Regions from separate parts of the Mus musculus genome. Here region 2 is linked to region 1. A link is a loop called in an ENCODE intact Hi-C map of the cell type or tissue named here. Cell type or tissue: heart. All regions are shown on one strand. Links, peaks and the distances in the headings refer to the core of each region. The heading gives the core; the rest is flanking DNA.

Region 1 (5,380 bases), core at 252-5,251:
AAATGTCTGTCTGCCTGTGGTGACAGCTCAAGACTCCTGTTGGGAGTTGTCATGTCCTGTGTGAGAGGCATCATTCCTCATCTGGAGCAGTCTCTCCCTAACCTCCACACCACCCTCAGGTCTCAGAAATAACTACAAAGAGACCCCTTGCCCTCTCTCATTTGTTATGACTCATAGATCATGAACCTGTGCCATTGTTGGGGACAAATTCATAACATGCAAAATAACTAATCTTGACTTACGGCCATTGTCATGTTTCACTTGCCCTCCTTACTGAGAGATTGGGAGTTGCCTCTAGAAGAGAGGGGACTAAAGGCTAACTGTACAGATAGCCAGGAAGAACAGAATCACTAGAGCTAAGACGGAGAAGGAGAGGAAGATTGCTGTCTGTTGAGGCTGTGGCTGGGCACTAAGTACTTTTGGAAGACTTTCCCAGAAGTTTAGTTAAATACCAACAATAGCTTTCAGACTTCAGGCAGTTCCTCCTGCCTTGGCTAATGAATTTTTAAAACCAGGGTCTTCAAGCCTCTTAGGGATTGGTGGTTTCAGTTTGCCTTCCCTATTCCTTGATCTTCAAGAAGATAAGGCAACACTCCCTTGTTAGCATCTATCTTATTGATTGACTTTGCTGTTCTTTACTTAGGTAGGGTAGGTAAGGATGCTGAGTATCTGTGCTTGGTGAAGAAAAACTATCAAGATTGGTGCTGAATTTTGTCTGATGTCCTACTTGTTCTGACACTCGGAGGATGAGTCACCATCTGCCTTTAAAAAGCTACAGATGAGGCCCCTCCCAAGCATAGGTCAGTTACCTGTTGGTGGGTGGGAATAGTTCCTGGAATATCAGAACTTTGAGCATTAGGGAGGCCCTGCTTCTTCCATACCAAGTGGTAGGGTAAACTGAGCCCAGGACATGGCTGATGGGAGTCACACTAAAGGGAAATTTCTCCTGACAATGGGAAGTTCTAGTCTTTCTGTAGGTGTTATATTTTAAAAGAGATATTCTCAGCAAAAAGCCAACAACATTCAAGAAACCTGCATCATAAAATGGTTAATCTGCCTCTTTTGTTTAAAAAAAAAATGATTGAAAAATCATTTAGAATTTACTTTTAAAATTGAACAGCCCTAAAAATTTCCCATTGAGGCATTCCAGTATCCTATTCAGTTCTGGATGGAATCAGGGCACAGTCTCTCCCCCAATAAGAGCCGTCCATGGTCTGGTACTAGAAACCAGGAACAACTACCACAGTTGTGATCATGAGAAGCACAAGTGAGTGCTTGGGCACGCTCTCGATGAAAAGGAGCAAGGGATCAACTCCCATTCCTGTTTCTTGAAGGACCTTCCAGGTCATCGAGGAGTACACAGTCAGTTTAGACAGTAGGGCCCACGCTGTGTTTACAGTTTCTGGAGTAGTTTGCATAAGTGAAGCTTAATTTGTTACTGGCCATGGTTAATTGCTTCAGTCATTGAAAGTTCTTTGCATCTAAGTGATAGACACAGACCTGAGAAGGGTGAGGAGATGGCATGGCAGAGGGTCTGTGGCTCCACTCTTGTCTTCACTGTGACCTCCCCACCGCCTCCCCAGTCAGCTGGTTCACGATAGGCAGGGGAGGGGGAGCGTTTTCTGAGAATGTTCCTCCTCATAGGAAGTGACACAAAGTAAAATTGAGCCTCACTAGACTGCTTAGTTTCCTGTATACAGTGCATACATATGTAGTTACATGGTACCTGAACAGCAGCCCTGGCATTCGAACAAGTCTTAAAAGAATTTTTAGACAGCTTCACACATTCTTGCCCCAAAATAGCATTCAAAGTGTGAAGCAGCTTGGCACATGAGGCAAGTTCAAGTACTTGCAAGTTCCTGGAATGCAGGCTTGTGTGGGAAAGGGCAAACCAAAGGGACCCTCAGATAGTTGCATTTTGTCTTCTGTGGGTCTGTCTGTACTTTAGCAGTGGGGGAATGCTACCCATTTATTGCTATTTGGTAAAGCTCAGTAGCAACAGCAGGAGACAGCCTGAAAGGATAAGAAGTCAAGGCCTTGAAGACCGATTAGAAGAAAGACAGAATGTTGCAGCCTAAATAGGATCAAAGGATGGATGCCCAACCTATGTCGCTGGTAGTGGGGGTGCCCCGAGTGAGAGCCATGCGTGAGCTTCTGCAGCATTTGTGTGAGTGGAAAAGACTTGGGTGCCCCGGGCAGGGAATAGCTCATACTTTTCAGGCTGAGTGACCCATGGTGCTAATAGAGTGGAAAGAATTGTAACATGTTGAGCATGAAGTGGGGTTGAAAATACTGGGCTCATTTCACAGGACTTGCTGTGGTGTTTGTTAGTCTTATGATGAGCCAGTTCTGATTTTTAGTTACCAGCAAGCCTTCTTTCCTGGTTTGCATAAGCAGAAAGATGGATGATTACATATTGATTCATAGGCTCTCAAGGCTTATGAGCCAGATTCTAAGCCTTGGTGGCCAGGAGCAGTGCTCACTGCAGTGGCTGTGTCCATGGGGCAGTGCTTATTGCAGTGCCTGTGTCCATGGGGCAATGCTCACTGCAGTGCCTGTGTCCATGGGGCAATGCTCACTGCAGTGCCTGTGTCCATGGGGCAATGCTCACTGCAGTGCCTGTGTCCATAGGGCAGTACTCACTGCAGTGGCTGTGTCCCTGGCAAAAGCTCAAGTCACCACTCATTCTTCTTACGTGACTTCTTGTACCCTGCTCATTAGACAGCCCTTAGGCCTTGGCAGAGTATGAACAAGCAAGTTTTTTGTCAAGTTTCCTGACAAAAGACCAAATTCAGGAAGATTTTCAAACACAATGTACAACTCTAAGAAACCATTTTTATCTACAAATGAAAACTAATTCCATATGAATAGAATTTTACATTGATTTCTATATATTTTATGTAGCACAAAAAAATGCATAGTCCCTGCCTAAAATAAATTTTAAGACAAACTAATATTTTACTTAAAATTCAAAGCTTTGATGGTTAATTTGCCAGTAATCTTCTTTTTATTTGTTCTCCATCTCCTGGCCTGAACAGTTCTAAGCATATGAATCGTCCATTTAAATGATGGTTAGTTAATTTATTTAAAATTATGACGATATTTTCCTATTGACACAGAACTCTTGTGGATGATTCAGTCCTTGTGTGTGAAATGTCTTTCACATTCCAGTGGAAGATCCTAGAACACAAGCTACTTGGCACCTTCAGAAGGGACGTGAAAGGGAGCCAGGGCGGAGTCCTGTGGGCACAGTGCCTGTAGACACATGGTAGGCAGCCAGCGTCAGTTGGGAAGTGCTTCTAGGAATAGATGTTGCGGGGAGTGGAGAAAGGGAAGGAAGTGGGCCTGTCCTTCCCGGCTGAAGCTGCCTCTGCTGTCTCTCCCAGGAATCTGCCTCTCACGGCTCTAGAGCAGAGTGAGTCATTGAGCAGCATTTCAGATCCCGTGTATTTTGTTCTTCCGTCCTGGGGTCACAGAGTGAGCAGTTTGAGACTCCGTTAAAGTAAGAACTTTGAACACACTGTTCTGAAGAACACACACTTGTAGTTACTACACAATATTGTCAGTTCCCTGTCAGCTTAACTGGGTAATCTGTGCTCTTCCGCATATCTTTGCAATTTGGCTTATTTTTATTGTTCATTATTAGCTTATCTTCCTAATGAGTTATGTACATTACTTTAAATAGGAAGATGATTTTAGCTGAAGATTCCCATTGACTTAGGTATGCCCTGCTGTGTTTAGGGTACCTAAGGCCTTTTCAGCACTCAGATGCTATTTGTCTGATTTTTTTTTTCCCAATCCCTCCCCGCAACAACAACAACCAAAAAAAAAACCATACAAAACAATATGTTGGTACCTGCTCCTCGTGACAAAGGGTGAAATAAGTTATCTGCTTGAGCACGGTTAGGGCTTTCATCAGTATTTACCTCATTACTCAGAGCAGTGCACTGCTCAGTGCTTCTCACACTTTGTGAACACTGTATCTAAAGCGTCTCCTGTATGCCAGGCAGGCAGGAGGCTGGACCCATGGCAGAGTGGAGCCACACAGCCACAGCCTCTGCTACTCTGAGCAGAAGCCCAGAGTGGCTTGATAAGGTTGGTAGTTGCAAAGATGAAAGCCATTATAGAGCGTTCCATTAAAGTTAAACTCCCATGGTAGTAAAAGCTGCACGGGCTGTTATGAAGCTGCTCTGGATGGCAGTTTGGTTAGCAGCAGGTATTAATATTGACATAAGACCTGATTGTTTTGACAACTATACAGTGAGGCATTATCAGTCCTAGCGTTTGGAGAACTAATTTTGTGAATAAAATGAAGTAACAAAAGTTCTAAGAAGCTGGGCAGTGGTGGCACACGCCTTTAATCCCAGCACTCAGGAGGCAGAGGCAGGCAGATTTCTGAGTTCCAGGCCAGCCTGGTCTACAGAGTGAGTTCCAGGACAGCCAGGGCTACACAGAGAAACCCTGTCTAGAAAAACAAAACAAAACAAAACAAAAAAAGTTCTAAGAAACAGAAACTCATTGCAAGGAAGAAACTACTTTCTAAGCTGGAGAGCTGGAGGACGGTTGGGACCTGCCACCCGGAACAAGGCAAGTAGCCCTCAGTGAGATTTGCTCGCAGTTCCCCATCCACCACCAGCTGTGCCTTTGCAGTGCGGTAAAAGAGCACATTAGCTGGAGCCACAGGCTCAGAGCGCAGACAAGATGAGTATTCGCTGATTGGCTCCATTCATGGGAGCAGTTACCCTGCTTGCAACTGAGTCCTGGCCCTGGCATGTGACCGGCTGTGCCCATGATGGAAAGGGGGGCAATCACACACATTTTCACCAAGCAAAAGTCCCTCCCACCTTTTAATTCTTGGGGAAGACGGCAAGGAGTTAGAGAGGCGTGTAGAGCCGCAGCTCTGGCAGGTGACCTTCGTGAGCTCTATGTGTTTATTTAAGCTCAGAGTTACAGCTCTTTCATAAATTTTAAAGAAAAGAAATCTATGTTCTTACCCCAAAGGAATAACTTAATAACTTTGCTTGTGTGTGTGTCTGTGTGTGTGTGTGTGTGTGTGTGTGTGTGTGTGTGTCGTGTATCTGTCTCAGTGTTTAGGCACACTGGTTTTGGAATGATAGCAAGTAGCATGTTAGGTTTGACCTCAGCATTTCTAGTCACCAACATGTTTTATCTCTAAAATAAAATTACTTATGGCCCTGTGACAAAATTATTGTGCATATGATAAAAGAGCTAGTGTATTCAAAATGGAAATACATATAATACAAATGCTTAATCATCTAGTCTGTGTTCTATCTCACTGTCTGCTAATGTCATACTGTCCTGTGTCAATTGATCCATGGCAGAGAAAGGCAAAAAGGTGAACAAATATATTTTCACATGG
Region 2 (5,380 bases), core at 206-5,205, 150 kb after region 1:
GAAACGGCCCCCTTTAATGTGTGTCATCGTGTGAAATCTTTCCAATAGCCTCGGACCTGGAAGCTGCACCATTAGAGCCGAGAAAACTGGACCCCAGAGAAGACCCTGCCTCCTATCCAAGGCCGCAGGATTAGGAAGGCCAGAGCTGAGTCACATTTAACTGCCGCGCTATCTATCAATTTACTATCTTTAGCATCTCAGTTCAGACTTTTTATCCATAGCAGAAGGTTCTCCTTTGAAGTTTCTTTTTCTACTTCCTACTGACTTCATTTTTTCTTTCTTTCCAGTGTTGGGGATGGAACTGAGAGCCTCCCAGAGTGTAGGCAACACCCCCCTGCTGAGATGTACCCTTGACCTCCCGTTGACCTTTCGACCTGCTACCTTAAAAGTCAGCCTCCTAATTTTGACCTTGGGCTGATGGGCCTATATCCATTTGTTTCTAGTCTACTTAATTCTTCAGCGTCATAGCTACCCGTGTCTTCTGACTAGGAAATAGCACCCACGCTTCCCCATGTCTGAGATCAGAGTCCCCACAGTGCTCCAAGGAACTTCAACGAAGATATATTCCCATGCCACTCCATCTCTCTACCTCCCTCATGGCTCATCAACTTTGCCTTGGCACACATCCAGGTTGACCACGTGAGCGTACTATGTTGGCAGGAAGCCTGGGTATAGTGGGAGAGGCCTCAGGAAGCATTGCCATCTTACTGTGAGACCCGAGTAGATACACGCAGGGTACACGTATATGCTTTTTAGCAAACCTAGAAAGAACACCACTCTGGCACAGCTTTCTTCCCCTGGGTAGGAACACAGAGAAACCACGGTTTTCTCTCTACTGGCCAGAATGTCTGCTGCTCACAGCCAGGACTTCATAGATGAACGCTGTAGAAAACGTCTTAGCTGCACCCAAAGAACTTCAAGTGTTTTGCTCTCGCTTCTGAAGGAAAACAAACAAATAAACAAAAAAAAAAAAAAAAAAAAAAAAACCGGCCCTGGTAGTCAGCAAAGCTCCAGAAAACTGGCTGTGGAAGGTATCTTGTAAACTGGAAATCATCTGCCCTCTAGTGGTCATCTGCAGGAAGTTCCAACCCGAAAACAGCCAGGACGGAGAAGGCAGAAAGAGTGTGTGACAAAAAGAGAACCCGTAATAAGTCGTCATGGTGGGAAGCCACCATTCGTTAAAAACCAAATATAGGTCACGAGAGTAAAAATAGACATCCGAGCTTTTCACAAACCCTAGCAGGTTAGATCAAAGTCGCCCTGAACTTAGCACTTGGGTGGCATTCCAAACCCAGAGAGTACTGAGCAGGAGAAAACCTACGCCCTGGGACTCCTCCCAGGAAGGGAAGGCTGTTGTGGGTGGGGAAAGATTTGATATGAAACTACATCAGAGGAAGTGTTTGTTTTTATTGCTTCCTGAGAACTGGGAAAGGATGAAAGAAAGTACAAGAAAGGCAGATAGAGGAGGGCTGCAGGTTCTCCAAACGTGAGCTGCCCGCCCTGATTAGTCTGCAGTGCCCAGGACTGTTGGGTGGGGTTGCTTGGTGAGACTATTCAGGACGGTGGAAGAAGCTGTTTCCCCATTGATGCAGGACTGAAAATAGTCTAAAGCACACGAGGAGAGACGCCTGGCCTGAAAAATACTTCCTGGAGCAGCCTAGGGGTCAAGGAGGGGCCTAGGAACCCATAGAAGTGATGGGCAGCGCCCCTGGCCATTAACTGAGTCAGACCTATTTAAAACAAACTTATGCCAAAGTTATAGACACCCTCAAGGTGGAAATCAATTCGTGGGGCCTGTGGGTGCAGCTTAGGGAGAAGGGTTGCTTGTACAGGAAATAAAAGACCTGAGAGGAGCGCATGTTTAGACCATGGTGTTTAGAAACAACAACCAGACTTTGTAGTAACCCCTGCCCGAATGCCAGCTCACATAATAACAAAACATAAGAAACCTTGGTGATGGCCCATGCCAACTCGGACGTGAGGAACTTAGGGTCCAAGGACAGATCTGTGATCTTAAAAGAATGTAATGAGCTGTTGGCATTCCTGGGGTGCAGACTCGATAAGAAACTAGATCAGAAAAAGGGTTTGTTTGTATTTCTTCTGCCCACAGAGGCAAAGGAGGAAAAGAAAAGCCAGAGCCCAGATGAACAACTGGAAGCTGGTATGTTCCTGGTCAATGAGGTGAGCAGCTGACCTGGGCTTCACGCCCTGGTCCCTCATCACAGACTACATCCTTCTCTTCTCTTCTCTCTCTCTCTCTCTCTCTCTCTCTCTCTCTCTCTCTCTCTCTCTCTCTTATGGTGAAATAGCCTGAGTTGACAGAAGCTGCTGTCAAATGCTCCTCTCTGACCTAATCTACAGCCTTTCAACTAATGCCAGAACCAGAGCCCTAAAGCTGCCAACACATCTGAAAAAATACTTAACTCTTTGTCTGAGGATCGGACCCAGTTGTCCAAATAAAGTCCAAATAACGAGCACAGTGAAGCTATTCCGTGTATTTTTCATGTGTGCCTGGGAACAAACGTTATAGTCCCTGCCGATGAGATTTCTTTTCTTCAATGGTATTGCAGGGCTGCAGCTTCAGAGCATGCGCAGTCTGATGGGCGAGCATGCTGAGAGCCAGGTGAGGTTTTCTTTGTCTTCACTGCGCTGGGTACGGAACCTTCCTGGCATCTGTTGTGAATGGGGCACCAGCAGTTAGGAATCAGGATCTGTGTGCTTATTCCGTTTTACAGCAAGTGGCAACAGAGGAGAAGAGACACAGCCCTGCAGGGTACAAGTAGCCACTCTCTAGCCTACAGCACAGCACACCAAAGGCACAGTTTCCGCAGAAGTCCTATGTTTTTCATATGATGAGCCATTCAGTTAATACCAAATGCCGTTTCTATCAGTCTTACTTCTTTTTCTCCAAGCAGAGCAGAGAGAATTTGGAGTCCTTTGCCTTGTTTCTTCAATAAAAGGAAGACATAGATCTATATCACTTCTTTTGATCAGAGAACTCAGCATTTCTACCCACCTGGCATCTTCTTTGTCTTTGATTCATCACTATAAACTCAACAAATAGTTGTATTAGCACTACCAGGAAAGGTAGGGACGTGTGGGCTTGTTTCTGCTCACCACAAGGGGGAGCCATTGCGCCCTCCTGGTTAGTCATTCCCACTACAGTACCTAAGGTCAGTGCTGGGTCTACACCTGTGCCCTCACTCGACACAGCTTGGAGTGGCCCGCTGTAGCAGCAAAACAAAAGTAGATGGAGAATCCAAAAGGAGTGAAAACGGGTGCTCAGGGGAAAAAAATGCCTGGAATGATGCACAATCATAGAACTATTTACAAGAGCCAAGAAATGGAAACAGCACAAATGCTTGTCACCAGTTGAAGAGATAAACAAATGATAAGATAGACACTTGTCGGAATATTACTCACTCAGAAAAGAACTGTAGCTCTGAACTATACACAATACATGGGTAAAACTAGAAAATACCATGCAAAGTGAAAGATGATGAAGACGAAGCTTTTATCGTATAATCTAATACACCTGAAATAGAATATATAAGTTATATAGATGCACTATAGACTGATGACTTTGGCTAGGGACTAATTGTTTAGTGAGCATAAGCTTTATTTGGGGATGTGGAAATCCTGGGAACTAGGTAGAGATGATAGCATTGTGTATAAGCCATGGGATTCCTTGCTTTACAATGATAAACTTTATGCTATGTGAATTTTATCCCAATAAAATTTCTTTTCAATAAACATTGTTGAGTGATGAGTTAGACAACAGGTGTCTGGGATCAGGACATTGGGGTCTTGACAAACACCCTAGAAGGGAGACATTTGAGACAACAAACACGGTGTACAATAAAGAAGCAGTAGGAAGCCAACAGTGTGTGAGTGGGGGGTGGGGGCGAGATGCCCCGAGTTATCTGGTGTTCTAGGGGAATGGGACATGTAGGGACAGAGGACTGGTGGCCAGAGTCACTGACTGAGCTGGTCATTTCCAGATGCTTGGTGTCTTATTCAAAGCATTTTTTCCATAAACACAGATCTAACAGGGAAATTTTATTTAAAGCAAAGTGACAGTTTAAATCAGAGTGACAGTGGGCCACCTGAGTGAGGGCACTCAAGGGCCCTGACTACCATGTGGGGATTCTTCTAATGCGGTTTGACAGAAGGTGGAGCTAGGTTGCAAAGTGGCGTAGCTTGGGCAGTTCTGTTTTGAGTAACAAATTTGAGTTATGTAAGTCTCTGCTTACCATGCATGTCCTTTCCCATAATGAATCTGATGGCAGCCCTACGAATGTCCAATTATGCACAGGCACAGGGTGGGAAGCAGGAGACTCTCCCAGAGAGTTTGCTTTGAGGACAGAGTTGGCCTCGGAGCACTCAAAACCAGTTCAGGCCAGATCAGACGGTCTCTCTTGGTTTCAGGGCATGTTCCAGGACATGTTTGAATAGAAATAGGGCATTACAAGAGGCTTCTATGCGGGGTAATTTATTTCTGTTGTTTAAAGCAGGTGACAGTTTGATGCAAGTGGGGCTCCTATGTGCTAAAAGGTTGCTAGGCGTGCTGATCAGGGAGAGATGTGTGTATTGTACTTATATGTAAGCATCTCAGGCTGCCAAGAGCATTATTAGAAGGATGTGTGTATGGTCCAGACAAGCAGAGTCCCAACAGAGGACAACAGAGTCCCAACAAGGATGTGTGCATGGCCCAAAACAAGCGGAGTCCCAGGTTGCTAAGCTATTCCCTATACTTGTCTGTCTCGTGAACAAAAGCAGCAAACATCTTTTTTTTTTTTTCAAAGAATGGCAAATGGATAGTGAATTTATTTTCATTAAGGACGTATCCTGTAAAAGACAATTCTAAGCATTTACACTAAGGACAGGAACTCCCCAACAGAGGAACCACCCAAATCCTATATAGTTTTGTTTGTTTGTTTTTTAATCTTGCCTCAAGTTTATTTGTAAAAACAGAATAAGACACTGGTCATCTGCAAATAGTGTGTGGGTAGGTGTGTCCCAGCAATTCATCTGTCTTCACATTGGCAGTAGAAGCCTTTTCTACGGGGCCTTCACAGGGGGCTGGGCACCTTTGGGAGCCCGAGCTGGAGCAGAGGCCTGGGCTCTAGCTTGAACTTTGGGCTCTGGTTGGCAAAGCCTACAACCCTTGCCTACATTCACAACTGAGGGTGATGCTAAATTTCTGTTAGAGATTTCAGTAACGAGACTTTGCGGGTCCCAGCTTCAGAGCCGCTCCGTTCCAAGCTTGCATGAGAGACTGTGGGGCAGTCTAGAGCTCTCAGGCTGCTGTTGTCTGACAGAAGGACTGGAAACCACGAGGCCAACCCAGGCTATGTCTGTTCACAACAAGGCCGGAGAC

The links. A loop is a pair of places that touch in the nucleus more often than their neighbours do. Peaks named below come from ENCODE experiments on the same cell type or tissue, not always from the same donor. Only the 100,000 strongest peaks of a DNase experiment are listed, where the experiment ranks them.
Region 2: a loop joins it to region 1, with 2.2 times the contacts of the local background. A loop is called at or near these places in 1 of 42 quality-filtered maps.

Annotation. Positions count from the first base shown.
Region 1 is chr2:59,283,154-59,288,533 of GRCm38, forward strand. All of the region lies in intron 3 of Pkp4 (plakophilin 4), which reads left to right. Among named protein-coding and RNA genes, the nearest start is that of 5330411J11Rik, 100 kb to the right of the region's middle. In heart, for the core only: no CTCF peak of the experiment used is centred there; a DNase peak (open chromatin) is centred at 3,278; H3K27ac peaks cover 1,575 bases.
Region 2 is chr2:59,437,517-59,442,896 of GRCm38, forward strand. No RefSeq gene overlaps it. Among named protein-coding and RNA genes, the nearest start is that of Gm46743, 20 kb to the left of the region's middle. In heart, for the core only: CTCF peaks have their summits at 1,082 (motif pointing left) and 3,117 (motif pointing right); DNase peaks (open chromatin) are centred at 645, 1,195, 1,315, 3,165 and 1 weaker place; H3K4me3 peaks cover 330 bases.